2 separate regions of the Homo sapiens genome follow, and region 1 is linked to region 2. The links are chromatin contacts, found by Hi-C or POLR2A ChIA-PET in ENCODE. All regions are on one chromosome and are shown on one strand. Each heading gives the region's core, a stretch centred on a gene start or an enhancer-like site at or near the end of the contact. The rest is flanking DNA. Distances are from core to core; before and after follow the strand shown.

Evidence for each region. A loop is a pair of places that touch in the nucleus more often than their neighbours do. ChIA-PET counts read pairs that join two places held with the same protein, here RNA polymerase II (POLR2A). Pooled maps may share reads with other maps.
Region 1: a pooled map shows a loop between it and region 2 (4-fold over the local background). The contact joins two enhancer-like sites. A Hi-C loop is called at or near these places in 1 of 168 maps with a recorded cell type or tissue (Caco-2) and 4 of 50 pooled maps. POLR2A ChIA-PET finds 5 or more read pairs at or near these places in 1 of 52 experiments (MCF 10A).

The regions. Positions count from the first base shown.
Region 1 is chrX:43,704,659-43,709,690 of GRCh38, forward strand. All of the region lies in intron 3 of MAOA (monoamine oxidase A), which reads left to right. Among named protein-coding and RNA genes, the nearest start is that of MAOA, 51 kb to the left of the region's middle. Within about 2 kb of position 3,438, at least 13 of the 41 ENCODE cell types and tissues checked have a DNase peak (open chromatin) inside an H3K27ac peak, as active enhancers do.
Region 2 is chrX:43,557,098-43,562,199 of GRCh38, forward strand. No RefSeq gene overlaps it. Among named protein-coding and RNA genes, the nearest start is that of MAOA, 97 kb to the right of the region's middle. Within about 2 kb of position 2,719, at least 3 of the 41 ENCODE cell types and tissues checked have a DNase peak (open chromatin) inside an H3K27ac peak, as active enhancers do.

The DNA of each region.
Region 1 (5,032 bases), core at 2,188-4,687, 150 kb after region 2:
AAAAAAAAAGAAAAATTGTATTTGCAGATGATGTGATCTTGTATATAGAAAATCCTGATACTGACTAAAACAATTCATAGAACTGTTAAACAAGTTCATCGAGGTTGCAGGATACAAGATCAATATTCAAAAATAAATTTTATTTCTAATACAGTAGCAATGAACAATCTGAAATGAAATTAAGAAAACAACTTCACTTAAAATAGCATCAAAAAACAATAAAATACTTAGCAATAAATTTAACCAAAGAAGTGCAAGACTTATATACCTAAAGCTACAAAATAACATTGAAATAAATTAAAGATGTAAATAAATGGAGGCATCCTGTGTTCATGGACTTAATATTGTTAGGGTGACAATACTTCCCAAATTGAACTACGTTTTTAACACAATCCCTTTCAAGATCCTAGCTGACAGTTTTTGCAGAAATTGGGAGATTGATCCTAAAATGTATATGTAAATGTGAGAGACCCATAATAGCCAAAGCAGTTTTAAAAGAGAAGAACAAATTTGAAGGACCCACACTTCCTGATTTCAAAAATTACTATGAAGCTAGTGTGCTAAAACAATGTGTACTTGTATAAAAACAATGTGTACTTCTATAAGGATAAACATATAGGTAAATGGAGTAGAACTGTGATTTCAGAAATAAACCCTTACATTTATGCCCAATTGATTTTTGTCAAGGGTAGCAAGACAACTCAGTGCAAAAAGTAAAATAAGTTATTTCAACAAATGTTGTTGGAACGACTGGATATCCACATGCAAAAGAATGAAGCTGGACTTCTTCTCACACTATACACAAACATTAACTCATTTTAGACCTAACTATAAGAGCTAAAAATATAAAACTCCTGGAAGAAAAAATAATAAATCTCTGTGAGTTAGGCAGTGATTTATTTGATGATACTGAAAGCACAAGCAACAGAAGAAAAAATAGATAAATTGGTCTTCATCAAAAAAAGTTTTTGAAGTGTTGTCATTTGTATACCATCAAGAAACTGAAAAGACAATCCATAGAATGGGAGAAAATATTTGCAAATCATATATCTGATAAAGGACTTGTATTCCGAACATATAAAGAACTCTAACAACTCAATAATAAAAAGACAAACAACCCAATTCAAAAATGGACAAAGGACTTGAATAGATACTTTGCCAAAAAAAAGATATGCACATGATCAATAAGCATCTGAAAAGATGATCAATGTTATTAGTTATTAGGGAAATGCAAGTCAAAACCACAATGAGATATCCCTTCACACCCAACAGGATGGCTGTAATAAAAAAGGCAGACATTAATAAGTGTTGTGCAGGATGGGGCGACATTGGAAACCTCACCCATTGCTGGTAGAAATGTAAAATGGTGCAGCCACTTTGGAAAATAGTTTGGCAGTTCTTCAAAATGCAGTGTCAGAGAAAGAAGAGTGACTACTAATAATTAAGGGCTTCTTCTCAGGGTAAAGAAAATGTTCTAAAATGAGATGTGATGATGGTTGCATGCTCTGTGAATATACCAAAGACCATTGAATTGTACACTATAAATGGATGAATTATAGGATATGTGAATGATATGTTAATAAAGCTGTTAAATAGCTATTTGTCCTCACAATGTGATATTTTCATCTTTTTTCACACTTCCTGTTTCTCCTGAGTTAATGGCATCTGTGAAAGAGGAAAACTATTTTTTTAAAAAACTCTGTCAATTATCTTTAATTACACAAAAGCCGCCAGAAGAACTCATTATTGTTTCTATCTTAACTGTTTTGTTTGTAATTTCTGTATATAACTAGAATCCCTTGGAGAAGATGACATAAATTTCTTTTAAAACCCTTCACTGTTGGGGCCAGGCACAGTGGGTCATGCCTGTAATCCCAGCAGTTTGGGAGGCCAAGACAGGAGGATCACTTGAGCCCAGGAGTTCAAGACCAGCCTGAGCAATAAAGTGAGGCCCCATCTCTACAACATAAATAAATAAATAAATAAATAAATAAAAATACAAAAATTAGCCATGCATAGTGGCACACACCTATAGTCCCAGCTTACTTGGGAGGCTGAGGCTGGAGAATCACTTAAACCTGAGAGTTTGAGACTGCAGTGAGCTGTGATCACAACACTACACTCCAGCCTGGGTGACAGAGAAAGATCCTGTCAAAAAAAACAAATAAAACCCTTCATTATTGATGGTATGGCATCATTTATATCTGAGTTTAATGGTTCTATTTTTCCAGAGATAGGACTACACAATTCAGGCGCCCATTGCATTGGTAGCTGTACAAGTCTTGAGACAGAGGCTGAGAATATGAAGTGTCAGGTCATAAGCAAACACATAGGAATGTGCTGCCAGCCCTTGAAATGGTGTGAGAGGTTATAGATAATTTGGTATTCATAAACATGGAGCAGAGGCATGAAAAATGTAAACCATAAGACTGTGCCAATATAATAACAAATTTGAGGGTGGATGAGTTCCCCAGGGAAATGGGAAAGGGGTGGGCAGAAGGAAAGGAAAAGGCTAAGGATCAGACTCTGGGGGATTCAGTGGATCATAGAAGGAGGGGTCTTGGGGAACTAGGCTGAGGCTTGGGACAACTAGCACTATCTGATGGGGTGGTGTCAGATGCAGCCAAGTGCTAATGGGATGGATACATCCCTTCATATCTGGCTAAAAGGAGCTCATTGGTGACCATAGAGAAAAGGGCATCCACGGACTTTTGAGGATACAAGTCAGATTTTAGAAAACAGAAGGATATGAAGGCAATGGGGGCATCATTTGAGTGGGACTGTTAAAAGAATGCAAAGAGGATGACAAATGAAAAGGACAGACGTCTCCATGTAGGGTATGAAGGCTTTTTCTAGATAGAGTGAAGCTATGTATGTTTGAAGAGAGCTTGGATACCTGCATTTGGAAAGAGGAAGATAATGCTTTTGTAAACTATTAATACAACACAAAACTACCATCCTATTTAATGGGTCTCTTCTTAGATGATTTTAAAATTTAAAGCATTGTTATAAACTATAGAAAAGAAATCATCAAAAGATTCATCTTACAGGCTTTGTCACAAAACAATGGGACTAGAAGGGTCTCAAGGTATTCATATAAGCTGTACAGGCATGTTTCTAAATTAATCTGGAAGATAACTCTTTTATTTTCCAGATGATTAAAGAAGGCTATTTGGCAGCTTCCCCAGTGACTTATGATACTCTAATAACACTCACTTCCTTTTGCTTAACTCAAATATAAAAGTACAGAGAGATCAAACTCTCCAACGTGCCAATCAGGAAATGCTATTTTGCTTACTATAAACTTAGCTTATCTTATAGGACCAACAATAAAGAATTATGTGGGAGCCATAAACTGCCATCTCCTGGCAATAGTCTCCTGTTATTGTGAACATTAGTAGATTGAAGATGTAGTTTCTCAAAGTCACTTAAGTGTTTTGGGGCACGGTTCCAGGGACATTGCGTTCTGCTTGACATAAACAATTTCTGCTGTATCAAAGACACTGCCCTTTAGAGATTAAAGGCCACTTTGGAAAACTAGTAAGCTTTCAGAGTGTAGGTACAAAATGAACTTGACCATTACACTAGATTTTTCTCCTTTAATTTTAAAGAGCAGTAATCATTTGGAAGTATTCCCAGAGCCCCTGCTTCACCCTCTTAGGTCATGAAGGCATTCCTTACTGAGAAGTGGCTTAGTATTGAGAAACTGCTGACACCTTGGTGAGAATACTATAGAACCACATTTTGGAGACTGAGAGGGTCCACACTGTCAGGCAGTTCTCACTCAGCCAAAAGACATCTTCCAGGCCCCCCTACTGCACTACTTTAGGGATTCACACATGCAAAAGTGTTCCCCACATATGTGCATTTCTTTTTAGCAGGTTTGGGTTTTCTGTGAAACGAGAACAGAGAAGCCAGAAACTGATAGGGGTGAAACTAATTGATGAAATCCTTTATCAACAGCAAAGAAGTTTATGTTATGGGCCTTTATGGTCTTCTTGTTGTTTTTTTTTTTTTTTCTTTTGAGACAGTCTCGCACTGTCGCCCAGGCTGGAGTGTAGTGGCACGATATCGGCTCACTGCAGCCTCCGCCTCCAGGGTTCAAGCAATTCTCCTGCCTCAGCCTCTCGAGTAGCTGAGATTACAGGTGCCTGCCACCATGCCCGGCTGATTTTTTGTATTTTTAGTAGAGACGGGTTTTTTTGTTTGTTTGTGTGTTTGAGACAGAGTCGTGCTCTGTCGCTCAGGCTGGAGTGCAGTGACGTGATCTCGGCTCACTGCAACCTCTGCCTCCTGGGTTCAAGTGATTCTCCTGCCCCAGCCTCCCAAGTAGTTGGGATTACAGGCACCCATCACCACGCCCTGCTAATTTTCGTATTTTTTTAAGTAGAGACAGGGTTTTGCCATGTTGGTCAGGCTCGTCTCAAACTCCTGACCTCAGGTGATCTGCCTGTCTCAGCCTCTCAAAGTGCTGGGATTACAGGTGTGAGCCACCGCCTCTTCTTTTAAAATATTCCGTGGCTCCCATTTCTAAAATGATTGCCAGGCCAGATTTTCCTCTTTCCTTGAACTCTTTACTTCTCCTGCCACCACTGTTTATCAAGGCTCAGATCAAGGGGTCTTTGGACCTTGTGTGAAATCATACTCAAGTTGGCATCTTTCTGTGAAGAACTTCGTTAGGAATGTGGGACACATTTTGTTGAGTTATATTTATAATTCTTTTCTTTATGTTCCCAGACTATTGAGAATATTTATTTATTTATTTATTTAAGACAGAGTCTCGCTCTGTTGCCCAGGCTGGAGTGCAGTGGTGCAATCTCGGCTCACTGCAACCTCCGCCTCCTGGGTTCAAGCAATTCTCCTGCCTCAGCCTCCCGGGCAATATTTATGTTTTTTAATAAAATTTTTTTCCAAAGCAAAGATCAGTTTTGCATTAGACTATTCCTTGACTATACGTACATTTTATGGAGGAAAATGTAGATTTTTCCAGATTTCAGTTAAAGGAGGAATTATAACAAGGACCAGCTGCTCT
Region 2 (5,102 bases), core at 1,469-3,968:
TGTCTTCTTTCCAAGTGAAGGTATATTGTGAGCATAGGTACTAACGGGAAGGTGGCAAATACGCTGGAAAATACCCTGACACATACAGCATTAGCACACAGGTATTTTTTGTTGGATGCTGTAAAATTCAGAGAAAGTTTGCCAAGAGGCAGAGTGAAAAAAAAAATTGGGTTATTATTTTAGAAACTGATTTTGAAAGAAGGAAGATTAAAAAAAGAAAAAAAGCCTTCTTACTAGAAGATACAGCTGACCTCAGAAATAAGCAGATGCGCCTCCACCACCAGGAGACAGTTTTAGAAAGGATTCCCCCTTGTTAGCTCAAGTTTATTCTTATCCCTAAGCACAAACTCCCTAGGGGATTTGGACACAGGCTGATTGCAGAATTCCATATGTTGAGAGCCAGAGTAGCATAATAGCAGGGAATACAGACTTTGAAAGCAACCTGCCTGTGTTGAAAGACCTTAGATGTGACATTTAACTAGCTGTGTGCTAGTGAGCAACTGACTTAACCTCTCTATGTCTCAGTTATCCCTTTTTGATAGATGAGGTGAGGACGCCTGCCTTACATAACTGCAGTAAGAATCACGTGGCTATATGTCAAAAGCGCTTAGCTCAGTTCTCTGCACATAATCATTCGAAAGATGTTGGCTTTAACATTTTGTTACCATCTAATTTTAAGATTGACACAGTAGAAATCAGAAATCTAATATGTATGCAGATATTTAGACTCAGGGCTCAACTTGCTTTAAAACTTTGTTCTAAAGAATATAATTTACTTAAGTATATTTGAATTTTTACAAGTTATTTGCACAAATGTGCAGAAATCCAATTGTATTACCAAACATGATTAAGACCCACCATCTTGAATCACGGAAAACACGTTTCCGGCAAAGCTGGGCTCTGAGATTATGGTACAGTGCTGACATCTGGTGGCAGCAAGCCCTGAAACATGAAATTGAAGTTCTCTCACTAAAAGGAAATAGGTAAACACCCATAAATAAGCCTTCATAAAGGAAATAGGTAAACACCCATAATAAGTTTTCATTGGGCGGATAGGTTTTAGAACTCCTTCAAACTCTAAAATATAAATGAGTCTTAGAATTTTTATAGATAAGAAACTCCAAATGACTAATAAACATACTAAAGATGCTTATCTCCCCTAAAAACCAAAGAAATGAAAACTGAAGCAATTAGATACCATTATACCATTTTTATCCAACAGACTGAGAAATAGTAAAAAGACTGATAATACTAATTGGAGATGAGTATGGAAAAATTGGGACTTTCAAACACTGCTGTCCAAATTTGAAGTGCTATTTTGCTGTACCAATAGACATTTAGCAGAATCTGGTAAAAGTGATGATGTGCATGGCCTGTAGCTCAGCAATTCTAGTTCAGGGTATGTATTCCAGACCCCAGGAAAAGCCTGTGCTCAAAGAAATGTGGTAAGGATACAAATAATACATGGCAGCATTATTTGTAACAGCAAAAAAAAAAAAAACCTGGAAACATCCTAAATGTTCAGCAATAGGATGATGGCTAATATGTCACATGCACATACTTAAAAGGATAAAACAGTAAAATGAAATGCACTAGAACCACATGCATCAACATGGATAAATCTTGAAAACAACAGTGAGACATGGAAACTTCAGAATGTCACATAGAGTATGCTATTTATTGAATATAAAAACACAAGAGAATACTATATATTGTTTTGGAAAACTAAACATATAATATAAAAATATAAAATGGGAAGAAACCCATCAACTTCAGGGTAGTGATTACCTTTAGGGAGGGAGGAGGGAGAATAGGATTGGGAAGGGGAATAAAGGAAGTTTAACTATAACTGCAATTTCAGTTATTAAAATTTCTTAATCTCTCTAACATTTTTATACCATTTATTTTTTGCTATTTATTGTATCCTTCAATATTTTCTGCACATTTATATACATACAATGGAATATTACTCAGCTATAAAAAGGAATGAAATTCTGATACATGCTACAACATTGATGAATCTTGAGGACATTATACTAAGTGAAATAAGCCAGTCATAAAAGGACAAATATTGTATAATCCCACTTCTATATAGTACCTAGAATAGGCAAATTCATAAAGACAGAAAGTAGAATAGAGTTTACTGGAGCTGGGGGTAGGAAGAATGAGGAGTTATTGTTTAATGGGTAGAGATTTTCTGTTTAGGATGATAAGGAAGTTCTAGAGATGGATGGTGGCAATGGTTGCACAACAATGTGAATGTACTTAATGCTACTGAATTACACACTTAAAAATAGTTACAATGGCTTTATGTTTATATATATATATATAACCACACATAAAAAAATTAAAAACCTATAAGTCAGTTCCTGCCCTTTGGGCAACCACTCCAAGCATGGCAGAGAAGTAGGATATCTCCATATCTGTGCTGGCAGTTGTACAGAAGTTGGTGGAGAGGCAAAGAGGTGGCTGTCGCTGGCATTTCTTTTTTTTTTTTTTTTTTTTTGAATTAGAGCTGTAGTAAGAGGATGAAACCAAAGTTTAGGTTTCGGCATCTAAAGACTAGAAAAATTGTATTTTATTGCTTCTTGAAATGCTAGCTTTTGCTGCCCTCTAACCAACAGGAGACCAGGGCCAGCTGAGCCTTCTTGTCTTTGAGTAAGGTCTGCTTCTTTCACTCCCCCTGGGCCCACCTCCCCTGGGGAGGTGTGACTTGATTCAATTTCCTGAGAATCTGGGGTGTAGTGAAAGGATGCCAGAAGGTGGCAGCAAAAGACCACCTCGTGGAAAAGACCTTCTGCTTTCTTCTCTTCACTCTCCTGGGCATCTGGCAGAAGTTGGCTTTGATTGCCAGGGTCCCCACCTCAATTCAAGATGAAGCCTAGTGTAGTAACACCATGCCTGGGGCCAAGAGAGACACACCAAGCACAAGGTAATCAAGAGGCAATAATTCAAGAAAGGGTGCTTCCAAAGGCAAGGGAAGGATAGGAAAAGATATAGGTGAACCTGGCCAGTTAAACTCAATGAAACTTCCTATGTTTGGGGCTCTGTGGACCCAAAGCTGGGTAAAGCAATCTCTTTCCTTGAGACATAGTCTAGTAAGAGAGATTAAATATATGCGCTTACATGAGGAAAAACAAAAGATCAAGGCCCAAGGTTTTTGGAATGAGCCCACGTTGGGTATTTTCCTTTCCCCTCCAGATCTACTTTTTCTACCCTTTTCCTTACCTCTCCCTGTCCAGAGATGCTGATCTGTATAGATTGGAAGCCAGAAGATAAAGGCACCTGTGAAAATGTTGGCAAGATGACAAGGAAATAGGTAAATGTGCTCAGGCTTTTATTCCCAGGACTCCCTCCTGTGATGTTGCCTTGGCCTGGCCCTGTTGCGGAAGATCTGTTCCTCTCAATGGGCCTGCTCTACAGGATTCTCTCTCATTCTAGTTTCCAGCAACCTTTCCTTCCCCTCATCTCTTCTAGCCTAGTGGTAGTAGTAGCTGCTTCTAGTCTTGGGTTCCTGCACTCTCTTGTAGTCCTCTTCACCCCACCTATGCTTTAATTAAACCCTTTGTAAATAAACCCTCCTTAAATGATCCTAATTCGTGTATGCCATCTGTTTCCTGTTGGGATCCTGCCTGACACAACACCTGGCTAAATTATATTCATCCTCTACAACTAAGCTCATATAAAACAAGGAATAGCAAGGAGTGGTTTACATGAAGGCTGTGGCATGTTTTCACAGAGGACTATGAGTAATTCAGTACCACCAGAAAATAAGTTATAAGACTAGACGTGGCAGTTCAGTTAAAGGTGACAAGGAGTTAATATGAGACACGAGGTTCTCTTGATCTGGCACCTAGCATCTTAAACTTATGTCTGAGGAATAAAGGCAGTTCTTAAAGGGCACCGATTAGTTAAGTGGTTTAGAATCTTGAATATAATTTCTACCCAACATAGAGATTTAAGACAGTAGTTAAGGCATAAAGTTAGCAACATGGAAACCAGTTAGGAAAAATTTACCACAACCTAAAGACATGGCAATTTGAACCAGATTTTTTTTTTTTAAGTTTTAAGTTCAGGGGTACATATGCACAATGTGCAGGTTTGTTACATAGGTAAATATGTGTCATGGGGTTTGTTGTACACATTATTTCATCAGCCAGGTATTAAGCCTAGTATCCATTAGTTATTTTTCCTGATACTCTTCCTCCTCCCACCTTCCATCCTCCAATAGGCCCCAGTGTGTGTAGTTCCCCTCTATGTGTCCATGTTGAACCAGATTCACGGTACTTGGAATGCATATGATAAATATTTAGAAGGTAAAACATCAATAGACCTGGATATTCAAATATTAGGGATGTCAAGGAATAAAATAAAACCACCAGAGGTTTAAAAATTACAAAATTGGGTGCTATGGTTTGAATGTTTCCTCTAAAACTCATGTTGAAATTTAACTGTCATTGCAACAGTATTAAAAGATAGGACCTTTAAGAGGTAAGACCTTTGGCTGGGTGCGGTGGATCACACCTGTAATCCTAGGACTTTGGGAGGCTGAGGCAGGCGGATCACCTGAGGTCGGGAGTTCAGGACCAGGCTGACCAACATGGAGAAATCCCGTTTCTACTAAAAAAATACAAAATTAGCCAGGCATAGTGGTGCATGCCTGTAATCCCAGCTACTCAGGAGGCTGAGGCAGGAGAATCTCTTGAACCCGAGAGGCAGAGGTTGCGGTGAGCCAAGATTGCACCATTGCACTCCAGCATGGGCAACAAGAGTGAAACTCCATCTCAAAAAAAAGAGGTAAGACCTTTAAGAGGTGATTAGGTCATGAGGACTTTTTCCTCATGAATAGATTAATGCCATTATCACAGGGGTGGACTAGTTAGCCCAAGAGTTTGGCCCTCTTTTTCTCGCTGTACCTTGTGCACTCTCACCTTCTCTCACCATGTGATGCCTTCCACCATGGGATGATGCAACATGAAGGATTTCACCACAGGCGGACCCTGAATCTTGGACTTCCCAGCCTCCAGAACCATGAGCCAAATTTATTTTGTTTATAAATTGTCCAGTCTCAGGTATTCTGTTCTAGTAACACAAAATGGACT